2 separate regions of the Homo sapiens genome follow, and region 1 is linked to region 2. The links are chromatin contacts, found by POLR2A ChIA-PET in ENCODE. All regions are on one chromosome and are shown on one strand. The core of a region is the stretch at or near the end of the contact, and the rest is flanking DNA. Distances in the headings are between cores, read along the strand shown. Region 1 overlaps PRKAG2 (protein kinase AMP-activated non-catalytic subunit gamma 2). Region 2 overlaps AGAP3 (ArfGAP with GTPase domain, ankyrin repeat and PH domain 3).

Region 1 (5,925 bases), core at 2,671-5,170, 550 kb after region 2:
CACCCACCGATACGACAACCTGGATAACCTCAGGCTACTAGAATCCAAATCATGGGTTGGAAATGCAACAGAGAAGCAAACAGGAATGGGTTGAAAATTCTTTTTTAACATGTTACAGACTTGGGGCTGGGTGCAGTGGCTCATGCCTCTAATTCCAGCACTTTGTGAGTCTGAGGCGGGCCGATCACCTGAGGTTAGGGGTTTGAGATCAGCCTGGCCAGCATGGTGAAACCAAGTCTCTACTAGAAATACAAAAATTAGCCAAGCATGGTGACGGATGCCTGTAATCCCAGCTACTTGGGAGGCTGAGGCAGGAGAATCACTTGAACCCTGGAGCTGGAGGTTGCAGTGAGCTGAGATTGTGTCACTGCACTCTAGCCTGAGTGACAGAGCGAGACTCCATCTCAAAACGAACAAAAATCTTACAGACTTGGTACACGTCTCGCTGCAGATAAGCCCAATCCTTTCATATACTCATAATGACAGAAATCTGTCAAATTTCTATTCCTCAAAAGAGACTGAACCCTACTTAAGTTGATAAATACCCTTATATGCAATATAATTTTACTTGTTTAAAAATTATCATAATTATTTTAGATGTTTTAAATCATGGTGTTTTCAAAATGAGGATAATTTCTTTGTGTTTTATAGATGCTGGGGTTTTCTTTATCTGTTTTTGGACAGACAAACCCATCCTTTTGAAATAGTCATACAGTGTTCATTGGCTGATCATAGATATGCCAACCAGGAAAGCCTTTCTTCCATTTAACTTTGTCTTCAAAGAAACGTGTCTACAGGATGTCCCATGGTGAAGGATGAGGACGAGGCTTGCAGCAAGCCATCCCCTGGCCCGCCTTCTGTGCTGCAGTCTTCTTGCACCCCAGACACAATCACAGCATTGCTAGCTTCCCCTCCTTAACTCATATGGCTCACTGATGTTAGTCATTTCTATTTTTTCTCTATGCCTATCAAGACTACCTCTCACAAATGCACCTTGCCCCCAAACCCTTCCTCCCACTGTCCATATAGTTATGAATTCTTTTGCTATGTCAATATTCAAGGTTTCAACTTATTACGACTATGCAAATACTACTGATACCTGAGCCAAACCATATAGTGTACTATAGTTCACCTTCCTTTTTGTCATTTTTCTCCTGTGCTTTTACTATGCTCAGTCTGATATTGGAGAAAGTGCCAGAGACAGTAAAGGGAGACAAAGTAGAGGAGGAGGAGAAATGTCAAAGTAGCTCAGGATATGCTGGGTTTTTCTTTTTTGAGACAGAGTCTCGCTCTATGGCCCAGGCTGGGGTGCAGTGGTGTGATCTTGGCTTGCTGCAACCTCCATCTCCTGGATTCGAGCTGTTCTCATGCCCCAGCTTCCCAAGTAGCTGGGGCTACAGGCATGTGCCACCACGCCTGGCTAATTTTTGTATTTTTAGTAGCAACGGGGTTTTGCCATGTTGGCCAGGCTGGTCTCGAAATCCTGGCCTCAAGTAATCCACCCACCTTGGCCTCTCAAAGTGCTGGGATTACAGACATGAGCCACCATGCCCGGCTGGGATACGTTGTTGTTGAATTCACTCTTGAAAATGAAATATTCCCAAATTTAACCTGAGGAGAGGGACTCAAATGACAAGTATTACTCGGGAAATATGTGAACAAGTCATTATATTTTTATTTTTTTACTTGTTATTTCTTGGGTATTCTTTCAGAAAGAAACAGCAATAGTTTTGTATTCTTGAAGGACACCACATCAGAGAAATGAAAGGGTACGCCATCTCTGGACAGCCCTACACTGCCATTCAAAGGTATTTGGCCCAAAAGTACTCTGTGCGGCATTGCTTTTTCCATTTTCCTCTTCAAAATAGCCTATTAGATATGAGCTGATCGCTCCTAAGAATCGTGAGCCCTCCTTAATCTCTCTGCTGCTGGACCCTAACACAGCCCATGCAGAATCACCTGTGTGTGAAGTAGCACCCTGGGCAAGAAGCCCACAGCTGCTTGGTGGCTTGGCAGCCTCTCTAGGACTAAAACTCAGTTTCCAAGGGTAGTTTAGCAATGGTAAGGAGTATGGATTCTGGACATACTACCTGGGCTTAACCCTGGCTTGAGCAATTTATTAAATTGCTCCAGGACTGGCTACATAATTTGCCAGATCCAGAGCAAAAAGAAAATGAGAGGTCCCTTGTTCAAAAATTGGGAATTTCCAGACTATGACAATAGAGCATCAAATCAAGGATGGGACTCATCTAAACACAGGGCCCTGTGTGCTGTGAAACATCCATGAAGCTGCTCGTGCCTCAGTTTCCTCATCTGTAAAATGGGATCGTAGCAGCACCTACCTCATAGAGCGGTAAGGAATATGTGAGTTAATTACACAGACAGCACTTATAAGAGTGCCAGCACTTAGTAAGAGCTCAGTAAATTATTATCACACCCCACATAGCCTACACTTTGAGTCAGGCCATCTCAAACATACTACCCAAATCTGGTGAAAATTCATTTAGTTATTTCTCTGTGACATGGTAAAAGTCAAACAGGCAAACTTAATTTGTAAATTTCATTAACAGCAATACAGCTGTTTGAAACCCTGGAATTTTTATCAGTAAACAAAAACTCAGTCTAATTTTTTTAAACCTGAAACCTGAGTAGCACTATATTGTGCTTTATTGTAGTTAAGTTTTAAAAATTATAAGTACATATTCATTTATCATAGCCATTGATAACTATAAATTTGTTATCTAATGAATGAGTCACGAAAAACTGGAAATAACCAACAATTTTAAAAGGATGACAATACAAACTACGTTTCACGACAATAAGAAAACCCAGAATTTGGCCGGGCATGGTGGCTTATGCCTGTGATCCCAGCAATTTGGGAGGTTGAGGTTGGGCGAATCACCTGAGGTCAGGAGTTCAAGATGAGCCTGGCCAACATGGTGAAACCCCATCTCTACTAATAATACAAACATTAGCTGCACATGGTGGTGTGCACCTGTAATCCCAGCTACTCGGGAGGCTGAGGCAGAAGAATCGCTTGAATCCAGGAGGTGGAGGTTACAGTGAGCCAAGACTGCGCCATTGCCCTCAAGCCTGGGCAACAGAGCAAGACTGCATCTCAAAACAATAACAACAACAAACCCCAGGATTTATTCCATATGCAAATATCTTAATCCAACAATATATTTAGCTAAACATAAACCTTTGAAGGATTGAATCCATTTATTAGGATGCAGGTAGAGGGATGCCAATGTCTTAGGTAGCATGTGTAAATAAATAAAAAATGTGTTTTCTCTTTTGATGTTGTTGTTTCCTGATTTAAGAATGAAAGGTAACTTGATTGTATTGGATCAGTAGTTTGATTCAAGTAACATCGTGGAATTCAAAAGTGCAAAGGTAAAACCTCAAAAGCATATTTAGGCCAGGCTCGGTGGCTCACGCCTGTAATTCCAGCACTTTGGGAGGCCGAAGCAGGTGGATCACTTGAGGTCAGGAGTTCGAGACCAGCCTGGCCAACATGGTGAAACCCCATCTCTACTAAAAATACAAAAATTAGCTGGGCATGGTGGCAGGCGCCTGGAATCCCAGTTACTGGGGAGGCTGAGACAGGAGGATGGCTTGAACCTGGGAGGCGGAGGTTGCAATGAGCTGAGATTGTGCCACTGCACTCCAGCCTGGGCGACACAGTGAGACTCCATCTCAAAAAAAAAAAGGGGGGGTGGTTATTCATCAGCTGTTAACTGATTTTAATTAAGATTTTGAAGAATATTCTCAAAGTCAAATTGTGTGACCATAGTGTATATAAAATGAAGACAGCAAACATCGCCTATGGAAGAAGACATAGGTTGGGCTCAAAGCTTGCACCTTTCCTCTCTCGGTAGTTCTGGCTCTGAGTCCCAGCTATGCCACTGACTCACTGCTGGACTGTTCTGTGTGTCAGTCTCTAAGCCTCGTGCCAATGTCCACTGTGTGCCTGGTATAGGTCTTGGCTCAGGCTAGGTGGCAATAAATGCTGTTGTTGGTTTGGGAGTGGGGAGTGCCATTTGGTAAAATGAAAAGAACATGGATTCCAAAGGTAGGTCTCAATTTGAATCCTATCTCAATCATTTACTAGTCATACAATCTCCAGTAGATTTTATTTTTCTAAACCTTGGTTCTTAACTTGCAAAATAGAGATAATAATATCTTCTTTGCAGGACTGTTGTGAGAATGAACTGAACTTGTGTGTGGCTGGCCCATAACAGGCATCAACAAGTGGGTTTGAATCCAAGCCCCTACCTTCATAGTCTAGACACCAGGCAGAAGAGACTAACTGCTTTGGGCTGTGAGGATGAGACAAAAAAGCAGCTCCATCTACTTTGAGAAGTCAAATGTGTCAAATGCTTGTTTTTATTTGTAAAGTAAGACACATAAACAATATTGTGTTTAAAGAATGATGGAGGGCAGGTGCAGTGGCTCATGCCTGTAATCCCAGCACTTTGGGAGGCCAAGGCGGGTGGATCACTTGAGGTCAGGAGTTTGAGACCAGCCTGGCTAACACAGTGAAACCCCATCTCTACTAAAAATACAAAAATTAGCTGGGCATGGTGGCGCACGCATGTAGTCCCACCTACTCAGGAGGCTGAGGCAGGAGAATGGCGTGAACCCGGGAGGCGGAGATTGCAGTGAGCCGAGATTGCGCCACTGTACTCCAGCCTGGTGACAGAGCAAGAGTCCGTCTCATAAATAAATAAATAAATAAATAAATAAATAAATAAATAAGAATAATAGGGCTGGGTGCAGTGGCTCATGCATGTAATCCCAGCACTTTGGGAGGCTGAGGCGGGCGGATCATGAGGTCAGGAGTTTGAGAACAGCCTGACCAACATGGTGAAACCCCGTCTCTACTAAAAATACAAAATTAGCCAGGCGTGGTGGCGCGTGCCCGTAATCCCAGCTACTCAGGAGGCTGAGGCAGAAGAATCGCTTGAACCTGGGAGGCAAAGGTTGCAGTAAGCCAAGATCACGCCATTGCACTCCAGCCTGGGTGACAGAGCAAGATTGTCGCAAAAAAAAAAAAAAAAAAAGTATTTCACAGATCCCAGAGCACCTACAAAGTAAGAGTTGTTTTATGCATTTGCCAAATCCATTGAAAATTATTTTAAGACTGAAAATAACATTTTCAAAAATTATTTGCCACCAAATGTGCCTGATCTAATTCAGTATTGGGGTGCGAACACACGCCGAAACAGTACAAAAATAGGCTTATCCCAAGCACATTAATGAAGAACATGTTATAAGATGATTTTAAACTAATCTGCAGCTCTATCACTAAGCATCTAGCAGAACACATTATAAGCGTTCTATCAGGTTATTTCTGGTGTAGACAAACGAAAAGCCAGTTTCTATTATTTGACTGGTGCCCATTTGTATTAAAGGACTAAGATGGAAAAGAGGCAAAGAATTTCCTAATTACTGATGACAATGATCTGCTGAGTCAAGTCAGAATGTGATTCAGTAAGATTGGAGGGGAAGGGAATGCAATATAATGGATGGGTACAGTATTGCTGGTACTGTGTTGAGCTGCAGGAAGATTTTGCTGACTTTCTTGAGAAGTGAGGGGATCTGGTGCCTGAGCAATCAACCATGATTCATAGTAACTTGCTACAGTGCTGTTTGAACAGAAATAAAATTTGACCTTTTTCTATGCACCCAAGCCACTCAACAAAATATATTTGTAAATACAATTCCATCTTCTGACATTGGATCTAGGCGGTTTATTTAAAAAGCTGGGTCTTTATGATTTTGTTTTGCATAGACTTAAAAAAAATTTGTGTTTGTTTTATCCAGGCCATAGATTCCTGCTCTACTGCTCTTTTTGCCTCCTGCTTCTGTTTCTCAGAAAAATAGAAAATTGACTTTGCTTTGTTCAGGGGAGTCCATGGC
Region 2 (6,008 bases), core at 1,528-4,027:
ACATGGTGAAACCCCGTCTCTACTAAAAATACAAAATTTAGCCGGATGTGGTGGCACGCACCTGTAATCCCAGCTACTCGGGAGGCTGAGGCAGGAGAATCACTTGAACCCGGGAGGCGGAGGTTGTAGTGAGCTGAGATCGTGCCATTGCACTCCAGCCTGGGCGACAAGAGCAAGACTCCGGCTCAAAAAAAAAAAAAAAAAGTTTTTGCTTTTGGGGCCAGGCACGATGGCTCATGCCTGTAATCCCAGTACTTTGGGAGGCCAAGGCAGGCAGATTGCTTGAGCTCAGGAGTTGGGAGGCCAGCCTGGGCAACATGGTGAAAGCGGTCTCTACAAAAAAAATACTAAACCTAGCTGGGCGAGGTGGCACACCTGTAGTCCCAGCTACTTAGGAGGCTGAGGCGGGAGGATCGATTGAGCCCAGGAGGTCAAGGCTGCAGTGAGCTGTGATGGCGCCATTGCACTCCAGCCTGGGTGACAAAATGAGACCGTCTCAAAAAAATTTTTTTTTTTTTACTTTTGTAAAAAATACAAAGGCAAGTGGAAGGGATGGTGCTGCTGACAGGGAATGAATCTCATACTTGGAATGCATTTTAGAGGCTCATTGGGTTGGAAGAGGCAGAACTCTAGCTCATGGGACTGCAGCTGGCCTGCCTGTTCAGAGAGAACCACATTTTTAAATGTCGAAAGTGTAGGCGATGGGTCAGTTATGAGAAAAAGGTGCAACACGGCATAGAGCCGTACGATGCTTCATATTCTGAGTCTGGAGCCCCCACCGTCCCACCCTGTGGTGGTGGCCCACCTCCTGCCCCCACCCTTCAGGCCATGGGAGGGCTGGAGATGCTGTGAGGTGTAGGATCCTCTGGCACGGCACCGGCCCATGCGGGGGGTGCAGCACATGCTGGTCGCGTTCCTCTCCAGGGAGGAGCTGCTAGAAAGCAGAGCTAAGCCCACAGTTGCTGTTGCTGGTCAGAGCTGGAGTGGCGTCACGGGCACTTCCAGGGTCTTAGAACATGGCCAGATGGGACAAAGCCAGGAGGCCAGATGGGGGACATGCTAAGGGACCGAGTCTTCGAGGGGAGGGCCTTTGTCCTGTCCACCATTGCACCCAGCACAGAGCTCATGGATAGACAGGAAAACAAACTGCTCTCAAGTACCATCTGTAGTACTACAATACCGCCATGTCACCGGCCTGGTGTCGAAAGGCCATTTTCGGCTGGAATGACAGCCACTCCCACCCCCACCCTGGGGTAATCTCAGTTTCCCTGCTCCTTGCACTGCTCTCGGTCCTGTGGCTCTCTCTGCCACCCGCACCCCCACCAGCACCTCTGCCGCCTTCTCTCCCTCAGCTTTTCCCTGGGGAGGAGAGGACCAAAGTCACTGGGGAGCTCTCAGACCGACATCCTGACCTCTGGAGATGGGGCAGAATCCCCGGGCCTCAGAGCAGCCTTCGGAGGGTCCCAAGGATGTAGGCTGGGTCCTACGCCAGTCCAGACTGCCAGCCGCGTCACCTTGAGGCAGGGTGGGGCAGAGACTTCAGTCTGCTTGCCCTGAATGCACTTAGTAAGCACTCAAAAAATAATGTGAAATGATGACTTAGAGGCCCAAGCTCCAGCCTGGGATTCTGGAGTCCTGGGCCCTGCCCAGGCTCTGTCACTGCTGGGCTGTGTAACTGCAGGCAAGTGACTTCCCCTCTCTGGGTGTCAATGCCCTCATCTCTAAAAGGAGAGGATGAACCAGAACACGAGTTCTGAACCTGGAACCCATGGCAGGGATTAAGGGGACTCGGACCTCCTCAGAAAACACCTGTGTGTTCTTCCCAGTATGCACTAGCTTTTCTGGAGAGCTCATAGCTTCCTAGGGCTGTGGTAATAAACCATTGTAAACAGGGTGGTTTGAAACAACCTAAGTCTGTTCCTAGCTGGCTGCGGTGGCCCATGCCTGTAATCCCAGCACTTTGGAAGGTCAAGGCCAGTTGATCACTTGAGCCCAGGAGTTCTAGACCAGCATAGGCAGCATAGTGAGACTCCCACCTCTGTAAAAAAAAAAAAAAACAAAAAACAAAAAACAAAGAAAACAAAGAAAAAATAGCTGGACATGGTGTTGCATGCCTAAAGTCCCAGCTACTTGGGAGGCCGAGGCAGGAGGATTGCTTGAGCTTAGGAAGTCGAGGCTGCAGTGAGCTGTGATTGCCTGGTTAACAGAGGGAGACCCTGTCTCAAAAACCAAAAAGTTTACTGTGTCACAGTTGTGGAGGCCAGATGTCTGAGATAAAGGTGTGGGCAAGGCCACGCCCCCTCTGAAGGCACTAGGGAGAGATCCGCCCCACACCTCTCTTCCTGGCTTGTCGATGCCGTCTTCTCCCTGCATCTCTTCACATTGACTTCCCTTGGTGTCTGTCGACATGCCCAAATTCCCCCCTTTTATAAGGACACGAGTCAGATTGGATTCAGGGCCCACCCTACTCAAGTATGACCTCATCTTAATTACATCTGCAACAACCCTATTTCCAAATAAGGTCACATTCTGAGGTCCTGGGGGTTAGGACTCAGGGCTCTCCAGGGTCCTCCGTATCTCTGAGGTCTCTTAGAGGGGAGATGGAGGGACCAGCCCAGGAATCAAAGCCAAGCTGAGGGGGAGCTGCTAAGGTTTCATGGGCTGACTGCATCTGCCTGGCTTTCTGATGTGGAGAGGGCTGGTTTCAGTGATCCCAGCGTCCACTCTGGCTCTCCCTTGCGCAATAGGAGCAGCTCCTTCTGTTGCTTGCCCGCTGCACGCCAGGCACCATGCGGCCCTCCATGCTCACAGGGCTGGCCTGCACAGCACCTTTAGCTGGAAGCTGGGCCATTCCTAATTTACAGACAGACCTGAGGTTAAGGAGACCGTGGCTGGTCACCCACCAATAGGTGCCAGAGGCTGAACTTGAATCCAGCTTTCTCAACTCCAGGGTGCGCCGTGCCTTTCAACTTGGGGCCTGTGCAGATTATTTTGCCTGTGCCTGTGACTTCTCTCAAAAGACTGGCCCAGCCAGGGCCCATCTCTCTTAGGCCTTCCTCCCCACAAAGAGGCCAAAAGCCCTGGGAGCACAGTGCATGCTCAGCAAAGACTTCCACTCATTCACTCGGGGAATCATGGCCACCTTCATGTGCCTGGCAGAGTTCTGTTGTGGGGGCACTTGCTGACAGTGGCAAGTGTTAGATGATGTTAGCATGGTCACTGAGATGGTCAGCCTCCCAAGGAAGGGATGCTTCAGCCACGGTCCAAATGCCTTCAGGGACAAGCAGGGCAGAGGCCCGGGAGGTGTCAAGGCTGGATGGGGATGGAGGCGGGTCCTGGGGAGGGTGTCAGGTGAGAGCAAGCAGGTAGTCAGGAGCACACGGGGCACTGGAACAGAATAAGGGGATTGGGTGCCATTCTACGCCAGCTGGAGAGCCATTGCAGGGCTTTGCTGAGAGGTGACCAGGTTCTGGTCTGAAGAGGTCCGCCCCAGCTGTAAAGGAAATCACTTGGCAGTGGTGGTGATGGAGGCTGGAGATGGGAGACCCCTAGGAAGCTGATGTGGTGCTTAGGCCCGGGAGGATGGTGGCTTGCCTTTGAGTTGAAGAAAGGAGCTGGTGATGGATCTGGGCCACATTTAGGAGGGAGCGCCACCAGGACTGACACGGATTGGGCTGGGGGAGTGGTAAGGAAGGGAATGGAGGGTGTTACTAGCAGGCTTTTGGCTTGTGCGGCTCCAGAGCTCATGTGGTGCTGTTGAAAATGGGGGATGCTGGAATGGAGCTGTTAGGGGTGGAATTTAGGTCCATGGCTGCTGCTGCAGCAACTCGAGTTGTCTCGGGACAGCTGCTGGGACACTTAGGGAGGACTGTGGCCCCACTGGGGAGGCATCCTGAGCGCTCTCCCCCCGCCCCCCGTCTTCTCCTCTGATTCCCTAAGCTCCAACTTGGAGAGCCTGCTGGACACCAGCCAGTCCTGGGGGGCGAAGGGGTCTTGGTGTGGCCCCCACTGCCTCCCGGGCTCAGTGGCGGGTGTGTGGCCAGCCCTAGCATCCTGCCAGCCTTCCCAGCCACTGCCTCAGCCCCGGCTGCAGGAAGATGTTTTGCTGCCACCTTGTGGGCAAGAAGGGCCTGACTGTTTGGGAGGGCCACGGTGGTTCTGGGACCACACCTGGCTGCTGGTGGTTCTGCTCCACACCCTGCGGAGCTGGCCACAAGCTCCGGCTTTCAGGAGAAGGCTTATCCATCCTCCCTCATCTCCTCGAAAGAAATCTGCCAACTCCCTGTGGGCCACGTGGGCTGCAGCGGGCACAGCCAGGGCTCACCAGTGGATCAAGCAACACACACCTGGAGGCGACCAGTTCCCACATCCTCAGGACCAGCTTTCTCTTTCTGGCAGGGTCTCACACCTCACACCTGCCCAGGGGTGTTCTCTCTCCCCGTCATGACCCCCCCGGCCCCTCACCCCCCTGTGCACACGCAAGCAGGGCACCCGAGGCCCAGGCCAGCACAGAAACTGGGCATAACTAGAGTCGGCTTCTCCTCCTGACATCCAGGTAGTCCACAGAAGGGGGTCTTGAGCCCGGCTTCTGCGCTCTCTGGCTCCGGGGCAGGCTGTGTTCGTCCTGCCCCAGGATGCACACTGCGGGCATTTGTGAGAGATTTCCTCTTAGTCCCCCAGAAACTGCCATGGAGCCTCTCAGCCCCTGAGAGTCACATTCAGTCCAGCGTTTCCGGTGGCCTTAATAAACAGAGAACTGACGTGAGGGCTTGTGTTGTGGGATTTCAGTACTGTTCGTGTAGTCCCAGCCTGGAGCTTTTTAGGTTTGTCCTAATTTCCTTCGGGCCCAGTAGGTAGTGGCTGTCTGTGTCGAGCACAGCTGTGTTTGCTGCGTGTCTTTGGAGCAGAATCTTATCAGGCACAACAGAGACCTTATCTCTGACCCTGGGCTGACCCAATGAGCAAAAGAGGTGTGTGCCTGCAGCTGTTCTCCTTTTCGGGGTCTTTGACTGGCTTGATGTCCTGAGACATTTATGTGGGAGCAGGTGCCCTTCCCTGTCTAGTTTCTCCGGGTCAGGAAAGTTTTCTGGGGAAAAGGACTGGGAAGGAGAGGGCAGCCAGGTGAGGAAGAGAAAGCTGTTCTGGGTTTGGGAGTTGACCCAGGTGGCACTTTCTCCTTGGACTGATTCTGCAGGTGCAGTGGGACTACATGTCTTCTGAGACTGTAAGATGTTCTTTTGGGGACTGGGATTGCTGCCTGCCTTCCCCGAGACGTGTGTGTGTGTGTGTGTGTGTGTGTGTGTGTGTGTGTGTCCAGCATGTGTGCAGCTGGGGCCTTAACCCCCTTCTTTCCCATCCTACTGTTCTCCCACTGAAAGAGGCAGCTAGGTTCTAAAGTGATCCATCCCCTGTCGGATACCGTGTCCCCATCCCCTCTCCGTCTCCAGAGGTCGGCTCCCATAGCTGCTGTCCTGTGCTTGCTTCTTATTTATTGAGACAGGGTCTCACTCTGTGGCCCAGGCTGGAATGCAGTGGCTCCATCTTGGCTCACGGCAACCTGGACCCTCTGGGCTCAAGCGATCCTCCCACGTCAGCCTCTCAAGTAGCTGGGACCACAGGCTCGTGCCACCATGCCTGGCTAATTTTTCATATTTTTTTTGTAGAGACGGGGTTTCACCATGTTGCCCAGGCTGGTCTCCAACTCCTGGACTCAAGTGATCTGCCTGCCTCGGCCTCCCAAAGCGCTGGGATTACAGGCGCGAGACACGGTGCCTAATTTTTTGTATTTTTAGTAGAGATGGGGTTTCACTACGTTGGCCAGGCTGGTCTCGGACTCCTGACCTCAGGTGATCCGCCTGCCTCAGCCTCCCAAAGTGTTGGGATTACAGGTGTGAGCCACCGCGCCCGACCCTTTGCTTGCATTTTCACTGGCTTGCAGGATGAGCTTGTGAGTGGGCAGCCTTATTCTTTGGCAGAACAGCCATTCCCTGTTGTGCGTGAGAGAGAGG

Evidence for each region. ChIA-PET counts read pairs that join two places held with the same protein, here RNA polymerase II (POLR2A).
Region 1: POLR2A ChIA-PET joins it to region 2 with 10 read pairs in Panc1. The contact joins two enhancer-like sites. POLR2A ChIA-PET finds 5 or more read pairs at or near these places in 2 of 52 experiments (K562 and Panc1).

The regions. Positions count from the first base shown.
Region 1 is chr7:151,653,436-151,659,360 of GRCh38, forward strand. All of the region lies in intron 4 of PRKAG2 (protein kinase AMP-activated non-catalytic subunit gamma 2), which reads right to left. Among named protein-coding and RNA genes, the nearest start is that of RHEB, 140 kb to the left of the region's middle. Within about 2 kb of position 3,921, at least 3 of the 41 ENCODE cell types and tissues checked have a DNase peak (open chromatin) inside an H3K27ac peak, as active enhancers do.
Region 2 is chr7:151,107,124-151,113,131 of GRCh38, forward strand. All of the region lies in intron 1 of AGAP3 (ArfGAP with GTPase domain, ankyrin repeat and PH domain 3), which reads left to right. Among named protein-coding and RNA genes, the nearest start is that of AGAP3, 24 kb to the left of the region's middle. RefSeq lists an enhancer at 1,055-1,717. Within about 2 kb of position 2,778, at least 3 of the 41 ENCODE cell types and tissues checked have a DNase peak (open chromatin) inside an H3K27ac peak, as active enhancers do.